Linked DNA regions of Homo sapiens: region 1 is linked to region 2. Evidence: chromatin loops called from intact Hi-C (ENCODE). Cell type or tissue: dorsolateral prefrontal cortex. All regions are shown on one strand. Each heading gives the region's core, and the rest is flanking DNA. Links, peaks and the distances in the headings are about the cores only.

Evidence for each region. A loop is a pair of places that touch in the nucleus more often than their neighbours do. Peaks named below come from ENCODE experiments on the same cell type or tissue, not always from the same donor. Only the 100,000 strongest peaks of a DNase experiment are listed, where the experiment ranks them.
Region 1: a loop joins it to region 2, with 2.8 times the contacts of the local background. A loop is called at or near these places in 4 of 110 quality-filtered maps.

Annotation. Positions count from the first base shown.
Region 1 is chr1:56,351,806-56,358,878 of GRCh38, forward strand. No RefSeq gene overlaps it. Among named protein-coding and RNA genes, the nearest start is that of LINC01767, 60 kb to the right of the region's middle. In dorsolateral prefrontal cortex, for the core only: no CTCF peak of the experiment used is centred there; no DNase peak of the experiment used is centred there.
Region 2 is chr1:56,564,430-56,566,929 of GRCh38, forward strand. All of the region lies in intron 1 of PLPP3 (phospholipid phosphatase 3), which reads right to left. Among named protein-coding and RNA genes, the nearest start is that of PLPP3, 14 kb to the right of the region's middle. In dorsolateral prefrontal cortex, for the core only: a CTCF peak has its summit at 960; no DNase peak of the experiment used is centred there; H3K27ac peaks cover 2,500 bases.

The DNA of each region.
Region 1 (7,073 bases), core at 1,867-4,366, 210 kb before region 2:
AAGTTCGTTTCAAGTTGACATCTTTTTTGTCTAATATTTAATCTGTTATTAATCATGTTCACTGAAATTAACATTTTAGATATTGGGATTTTTTTTCTAACTTTTAGAAATTTCATTTGGGTCTATTTTATATCTTCTCTTTCTCTCCTTAACTCCATGTTTGTCTTTTAATACCTGTACATAGATATAATTGCTTTTTTTTTCTCGAGACCAAGTCTCATTTTGTCACCCAGGCTGGAGTGCAGTGGTACGATCTTGGCTCACTGAAACTCTGCCTCCCAGGTTCAAGCAATTCTCATGCCTCAGCCTCCCAAGTAGCTGGGAACGCAGGTGACCGCCACCACACCCGGCTAATTTTTTGTATTTTCAGTAGAAATGGGAGTTTTGCCATGTTGGCCAAGCTGGTCTTGAACTCCTGACCTCAGGTGATCCGCCGGCCTCAGCCTCCCAAAGTGCTGAGATTACAGGCATGAGCCACCGTGCCTGGCCCTTATAATAGCTATTTTAATGTCCTTCTCTAATAGCTCATAATTGTCTCTGTTATTTCTGGGTCTGTTTCTACTAATGGATTAGTGTTCATTTGTTTGATTTTTTTTTCTACCAGCTGAAAGTCACATTTTCTTCTGTCTTGTTATGTCTTGTAAATATTTTACTAGATTCTAGACATTTTGACTATTATGTCAATGAGGTTCTGGAGTTTTCTGTTTTCCTTGAAAGAGTGTTGTGTTTTATTTTGACGAGTAGTTAAATTATTTGTGGATCAGTTTGATTCCTTAGAGACCTGTTTGTAAGATTTTCTGGTGCAGTTCCAGAACAGGCTTTATTACTGAGGTTGTTCAGCCTATGACTATGGTATGATTTCTCTGGGGTTTTCACTGAATGTCCCATATGATCACCAAGGCTTGCAATTTGACTGGTGGAAGCTTGAATGTTCCTCTGCCTTCTGTGACCTCTGGGAATTGTTCTGATTACAACTCCTGGTCATTCTTTGCCTGGCTTTGTGTCACCTCGCTCTATACAAATGTGACTTTTTACTCAGCAAAGACTTAAGGGGGACCCTATGCAGATTTCTGGGGATCTTTCTTTACCTAGATCCATTCTTTCTATAGCTCTGCCTTAGAAACTTTGAATATCTCAATTTCCTCATCTCTTATATGGTCCTCAAGTGGGGTCTCCAGGCTCCTTTCAGGTTCTCCCTAAGTTCACAGTTTAGAAGTTACCTGCAGGCAGAAAGCTGGAGCCGCTTTAGGGCTCACCTTATTTGTTAACTTCTTTTTAAGGATCATAGCCCTGCACTACCTATTGTCCAATGTTGGAAATCAATTCCTTCACCTAACTGATCCTGTTGTTTATTGTTTATGAGCAGGTTAAGTTCATGTCTTGTTACCTCATCAGGGTTGAAAGTGAAAACACTCTATCTACCCTGGTCTTTTACTCTCTGGCCCTCTTGCTCACATATTCCCGTCCCTCGCTTTCCTGACTCAAATCAGGTCCCTGATTCTGCAAACCACTTAAAAGTTTCCTTCCTACCCAAATTTCTAGTATCGTCAATGTAAGATGACCTTTGCTTAGGGCTATTTTTCTCCTTTGAGGAATATTAGGGCTATTTTTCTCCTTCGAGGAATATTCTATGTGATTTGTTTTTACTTTCTCACTTCCAATTCATGCTTTGATCTAATACAATTTGAATTTCATTAACACCACTCCATGATCACTGCTGACCCTGTGGACAGAAACCAATAACCTCCTCACTTTCAAATCCAGTGGAAGCATTTCTGCTCCATTTTATTTTGGTTTCTCTGCAACATTTGATGCTTCTGACTCCTTCCTCCTTCTCAAAATCCTCATTCCCTTGCACATAACATTGTGGTTAAGAGTACAGACTTTTAGTCAGAGACATTGTTCCAATCCAAGTTTGCCACTTATACAGATATAAGACCTTGGACTAATTACTTTCTTGTTTCTTATTTTCCTTGTATGTTAAGAGAACATAATAATATCTATGTCTTAGTATTGTCGAAAGATTAAGTGGAATATATTTATAATGTGCTTAGCCAAGTGTCTAGCACATAGAAGATGCTTCATCAATGATAGCCATGATGATTACCTTTCTACTAATTTCCAAGACATTCTTCCATCCTGGCTGTCTCTCTGGCCATTGGGTGAGTCCCCTTTAAAGGTTCCTTGTCCTCTGGTTACCATTTAAAATGTATTATGCCTGAGAGTTTAATCCTCCTTTATTTTGTTTTTCATCTGTTTGTTTTTACATTTTAGATTGTTACTTTAAAAAATAAAATAGTAACAAGTATTAAGTAGAAGCAAAATAACATTTATGAAATACACGTAGGATATAAAAGAAACATGTACAACTTGCACCCCTGTTCCTACCACCCTTTTGAAGAAATAGAATATTACATTCATCTTTGAAACCTCCTGTGTACTGCTGGGATCCTATCCCCAACCCTTTCCCAACAGAGACAACTGCTATCCTGATTTTTGTGCTTATCTGTTCCTCACTTATAAGTTTTACCACGTGTTTAGTTTTGCAAGCTTTTGAACTTTATATGAAAAGAATCATCATGGATATTCTCTTCTGCAACTTTATTTTTCCACTTAACATTATGTTCGTAAGGTTCATACATGTTGTTTCTGCAGCTCTGCCTTACAATTTTTTGTTGCTGGATTATTCCATTGTATGAATACTCCACATTTCTTTAGCTTTTCTATTGTTGATGAATATTTGGGTTGTTTCCAATTTTTTTTGTTGCTATAAACGTCTCTTCTATATCTTCTTTGAAATTTTCTAGGCTATATATCCAGAACTGGTATTGCTGGGTGAGAGCGTTTGCACATCTTTAATAGTTAATTGAAGATTGTTTTTCAAAATAGTTGTATCAATTTGTACTTCATCATCATTGCATAAATATTCCAATTATTGACATCCTTACCAGTACATGACACTGTCATACTTTTCTTATTGATTTTTTACTCTATCCACTCTCCCTTAGCTCCGTCTACCGCTTCTGAGCTGATGACCACCAAATGTTTATCTCAAGCTTATATCTTTCACCTGAGCTCCATATCCATGCATTCAACTGCCTATTTGATATCTGCTCCTGTTTGTCTTCAGGCAGAGCAAATGTAACATGTCTCAAACGAAGCATATCTTTTTCGGTGGATTGTACCATCTTTACCCCATCATCAAAATGAGGAATCAAGACATCATCCTGGACTGGCTTGGGCAATGAAACCTGTGTTAATAGGATAGATGTCATTACCAAGCAGAAGTTGTAAGACTCAGTGTGTGCTTCACCATGGCCTATACCCCCAGCCACAATGAATAGGGCTTTACATCTGGTGGAGCCTCTGTCAGCCTCAACTCCTGAGTGAAAACAACATGGAGCAGAACCCTGCTTGCACATAAGCAACATGTGGCATAAATAAAATAAAATGTTTGCTGTTTCAAGTCACTGGAAGTTTGAAGTTATTTGTAACTACAACATAACATAGACTATTCTAACAAATATACCCTTATTTCCATCTTCGTGGCTGCTGAACACATACGAGCAGCAGGGCAAAAGAATTTTCCAGTTCCCTTGGAGTCTACTGCTACTAGATTTGATTTTTTTTTTTTTTGCAACTTCCTGAATATACTCTTATGTTGGCATACAAATAATAGCCTTTGAATGCCCAACTTCAGAGTGTGCTGAGTTCTTTCCAAGTGGCATTAGTTGAGGTTTTGGCACTTTCTTTCAGAACACAGCTATCCTCTATCTGCATAAAAGTCAGCTGTTATCTTCTTTCCAAAGCCATCAAATCCCAAAATAGCATGAGTTGGAAGTAGGTTAATATCTTCCTGGCAAAGTCTAGTGTCAGGTTTCAAGGGCACCATTTAACATTCAGCTGACTGGGGGACATAACCTAGACTGTGTCTATAATTCTCAAAGACCTACAGAATTTTGCTTTTAAGGAACTAATCGAATTGAAGCCATATTATGACATTAACCAAGTAAAAGGAAATGAACATTGAGCACCTTCAAGTGCCAAGCATTTTGTGTATACCGTCTTGTTTAATCTTCAAAACCACCCTGTGTGTTAGATATTATTAGTCTAGCTGATAAGTCATTCCAAGAAAATAGATTCAAAGTGAGTGAGTGACTGGCCAAGGTCACAGTAAAGATTCTGGATATAAAGATATAAAGGTCAGAACGTAGGGCTTCTTGTAAGGTGTTCTTTTGAATTCAGCATGGACTCTTCATTGTGTCACTTCATTTAGTGTAAGATTTAAAAATAACACAAATGCGGCCAGATGAGTTGCCTGAGCCTTGACTCACCCGTCTAACAAACATTGCCTTTTACTTAGTCTGTGTGGATAGCAGTGCTAGAGAGAGAAAACACAGAAAAAGAAAAGATAGAATAAATAGAGGAACAAATCCCTGCCCTCAGGGGCTCATGATATACAGTGGTATACAAGGTTACACAGGCAGGCTAATTACAATGTGATGTGATAAATGCATCCATCCATTCATTTCCCAAACATGTACCAAGGGCTGAGGATGTGGAGACAGAATCACAGCGTCTGCCTTCAAGGAGCGCAGAGCTCCATGTCACAGGTGGAACAAGGGAAGTCTATTGAGTGGAAACATCAAGGAAAGCATGGCTGCTTCTCTCAGAGGAGTCAGCAAAAACTTCATACCTGGGATAATTCTGGAGATGGGTTTTGAAAGATAAGTTGATGACAACCAGAAAGAGAGCATTTCAGGACACTAGAGTGGCATAAGCAAAGGCCCGGAGGACGGGGTTGTGAATTCTGTCCTGGAGAGCAGGAAAAGCTTCCCAGAGGAAACTCCGGTGCACTGAGACTTGGAGGATGACTAGGAACAGATCTAGCTGACAAAGTGCAGAAAGGCACCATGAGAGCAGACAGAACAGCAGATGCCGAAGCATGCAGTCTTCTTCAGGGAAAGCGCAAGCAGTTGAACCTGCCTGTGGGGCAAGGTTCACGTGGGGAAGTGGTAGAAAAGGAAACAGGAGAGCAATGGCCAGAGGTGCACTACGAAGAATGTTGAATGGTTTGTAAGGAAAACTGATACACCTTGTGAACTCTAAATATCTGAAACAGGTCTCAGTCAATTTAGAAAGTTTATTTTGCCATTGTTAAGGACGAGCCCGTGACACAGCCTCAGAAGGTCCTGACAACACGTGCTCAAGGTGGTCGGGGTATAGCTTGCTTTTATACATTTTAGGGAGGCATAATACATCAATCAATACATGTAAGATTTATGTTGGTTCAATCCGGAAGTCAGGGGACAACTCGAGATAGCAATGATTACTTTAAATGATTGTCTTAGTCAGCTTGGGCTGCTATAACAAATACCATAGACTTCAAACCACGGAAATTTAATTCCCACAGTTCTGAGCCTGGAAGTTTGAGAGGGAGTGCCTACATGGTTGGGTTCTGGTGCGGGACTTCTTGCTTTATAGACAGCCACCCTCTCACTGTGTCCTCACATGGTGAGGAGTCAGAGACAAAGACAGAGAGAGTGAGAGAGAGAGTGAGTGCAAGCTCTGTGGCGTCTTTTCTTACAAGGACACTAATCCCATCACAGGGGATCCACCCTCTTGGCCTCATCCTACACACCTCCCATGGGCTCCACCTCCAAATACCATCTTATTAGGGATTATGGCTTCAATATAAATTATGGGGAGACACAAATATTTAGTGCATAGAAATTATCATTTAAAAAAGGCATTGTAAGAAGGAAACAACATGGCCACATTTGCAGTTTTAAAAAATCACCCTGGCAAATGTGTGGGATATCATGAGCAAAGCCCCCTCTTCCACACTGGCAGTCACTATTCATGCTGGCAGATTTGATCCAGCTTCTCCTTTGAGCTTCCTCAGCACCTCTGCTTCCCTCTCTCATCACACTTAGAACATGTTTGGTGATTACATGCTTGTATGCTGGTGTCTCACAAGAGTGAGTTTCCTGAGGACAGAGATTGTATTGATCTCTGTGTCCTCAGAATTGTCTGGTAGAAAGTGTGTATTAAAAAATATTTAAATGAATGTGAATCTATTACACGACCACACATCATAGCAGCTGGTCTCCACTTCACTTGGGAGAGATTTTCTCTTTTCATATTCCACATTCAAGTGCCTTATCACTGAAGCCTGACCTGGTCCCAGGCCTATGATGTCATGTTTCAAAAGTTCCTCCTTGGACCCTGGGTGGTATGCATGGTGTCCATGTCCCCCTCACTTCCCAGAACTATTCACATCCAGTTTCCAGTTTCTTTTTACTTGCCTTGAAATTGACGACAAATGAAATTTGCAAGCCCATCTAGGAAATGACCTCAGCACCCAAGTCATTTCCTGGGGCCGTTAATATTCTTAAATGTATGAAGAAGTTGAGGTGTTTTTTTATAAATTCCCAGGACCACTGGTAAACCATTTTCACCCCTATAAATGGATAAAAGATGATGTCACAGCACAGGAGAAGGTCTTGTTGCTTTAGCCCTCCCTTCTTGTTTAATGACTGCCTCAAATTTCTCTGACTTTGGCTCCCTTCTGGAGGCTGACATGCCAGATCACTGGGGCTTGTCTGAGACCTTTTGCCACTTGAGACGATGCATGTTCAGAGAGCTCATGGAAGGAGGGATTGATTTTTCAACATCATAGCATTAGGCTGCACATCCTCTGACACATCCCAGATGGATCCCTTAGCCATTCATTAGTTCAAGCAATATTGATAGAGTTCTTACAGTGGACAAGCCTGTGCTGGATTCTGCAGTCACAGAGGTGAGAGAGGAGGCAGAGTATTTCACTGGTTCCAAGTTAAAACAACCATGACTAAGACCTGCTTTATTCATATCAAAGAATTTTCAGGGTAGGTAAAGAATATGTATAACCACGTGGCTATGATACAATTAATATTGAGGGTAGCAAGAGCTTTAAGAAAAACAAAATATATAAACACACATACTTTATATTTATCATATATAAGCATATATTATATATATATATCTCATGTATAGTTATATAGGTATTTATAACTGTGTATGCCTATTCT
Region 2 (2,500 bases), core at 1-2,500:
CAAGAAAGAATATATAAATTCAAACTCTCAGATGCAAACGTTATCATTTGGTAGAATTGTTCAGTAAAAGGGATTATTAATTAATAATAAATCCTTGGATTTCACAGCTAGGGCAAGCACAGCTGCAACAACAAATTTATGGCAAAATCATAAGTAAAGGTCCCTCAACTCCATTAATAGCCTTAGGAAAATTAAACCTAAAATCAAGACAGCTTATTATTCCCCTCGAATTGAAAGCCCTGTATTTTGAATGCTTTGACTCAAGAAGTATATTTTAATTTCCCAGCCAGTCCCTAGGAATTCTGCTTTCATATAACATCTATAGAGCTGACCTTTCAAAGCAATCAGTCACAAAGGTGAGTGCAGCCCAAAATCCCTCCTGCGGTGTCACTGGAGCTGCTACTCTCCAGACAGATTTAAATGACAAACCCAATAAACAAAAGATTCTCCAGTAAGTTGGTAACAACTTTGGAAATATTTTTAAAATCTCAGCTTGCTGGAAGTTCCTCTCTCTGATCATATGTGTGTGCACTTGCTTCCAAGGAAGACACTGTGCTTCTAATGAAAACATCCATTAAGGCTAAGATGACAGCAAGACAAATGTAACAATGAGAAATAATGGATTAAGCCATTCTTCTCTATAAACCTACTGAGGCCAAATTGACCCAAACAGCTACTTTGGGAGAGTGTCTAATGAAATCTGCTGTGTGGCTGAGACGCATTCTGCCACTTCCTGTCAGTGGTTGCTAACTTTACAACAATGTGGGTCATTTGTGGGGAAGAGGCTACTGGTAGAAGTTCCATGTACTGCATTTAATGAAGGAGCTGCATCCGCAGCCACTAACCAGAGAAGCTCAAAATCTTTCAATGTGACTTAAAGGTTACACCAAACCACAAGGACAGTAGCTCGAGCCTAAGGTACAAAAAGGGTCACAAACAGAGTGACCCATTACCACTGCCTGATGTGAATGATAAAAGGCCTAAAGTCCCTTCTTTTTTTTTTTTAAATGATACAGAGTCTCCCTCTGTTGCCCAGACTGGAGTGCAGTGGCACAGTCTCGGCTCACTGCAACCTCTGCCTCCCAGGCTCAAGCGATTCTCCTGCCTCAGCCTCCCGAGTAGCTGGGATTACAGGCACCCGCAACCGCACCCGGCTAATTTTTGTATTTTTATTAGAGACAGGGTTTCACCATGTTGGCCAGGTTGGTCTCGAACTCCTGACCTCAGGTGATCTGCCCGCCTCAGCCTCCCAAAGTGCTGGGATTACAGGTGTGAGCCACTGCGCCTGGCCTAAAGCCCCTCCTTTCTTTAGAAAGCCTTCTATAGGATCCAGGACCCAGTGGTCTTCCTTACCTCAAAATTTAGAGCTGATGGTCCATTCTAGGGTGTCCAGCCTTTTCAGCAACAAAAATCCCTCATAGTTAATTCTTGCCCCTCTATGACACATCTAGAAGACATCTGTACTTACCAAGTAAACTATATTTCACATCGTTTATTTTTGCTAATCCAAGCACAAAAAGTGTCTCATCTCATCATTAGCAGAAATAAACAAGACCAGAGTGAACTGACAGCAGTCATTCACATCACAAACACAGCATGCTGATACTTTGACTAGTCTAGGCAGAGGCTGATGCTGTGAGTTAGGCTTGACAAGTTAATCACTGGTGAAAGTTCAGTATGCCTAGATATTTCTGAAGTACTGAAAATAGCAGAGGATGCCCCATGATTGACCTAACAGACCTTCACAGGTCCAGAGAACCACTAGTCCAACTCATTTTGGACGACGCTTCAGGGGTTGCCAATGCGAAAGCCAGCATGGAGTAGTGGAGAAAAGCATGGGATTCAGAAACACGTGGAGAATATAGGCAGTAGGGCCTAGTAGTTAAGAATGACCTCACCAGGCAGACGTCTGACCCCACCTCTCAAACTCACTCACTGCACCACCTTTGGTAAGTTATTTTTAACCTCTCTTACCTCCGTTCTGTAAAATGGAGACAATAGTAACAAGTACTTTATAGGCTCATTGGGAGGATTAAATAAGAGAATGTATACACGCTGCTTAACCTGGTGAGAGGTACCTAGCTAGCACTCAATAAATGTCAGCAATCGTCATTATTTAGTCAAGCTTGAGTCCAAATTCCAGCCCCGATACATATCAGCTGTAAGAACTTGGGCAAATCATTTACCCTCTCTGAGCTGCAAAACCAGGTTTGAAACATTTCCCTTATTCTGTTATTAAAAAGGTTAAGTGAGATATCATGTGAAGCACCTAACAATAAATGGGGATCCCTTTTCCTCACCCTTTTGTAATATTTGAGGTTTAATTTTCACATACTTACAACTTGATTTTTTAGTGCATTTATAGATCAACTCATTATTCAGGATTTGTATTTGTGTCTTATATTCTTTAATATTTCTTGGCATCCAGCACATGAGTCTAAAAGATACATGGTAATTTTAGTTCCTAAGATGACAACTACACATACACAGCCATATATCC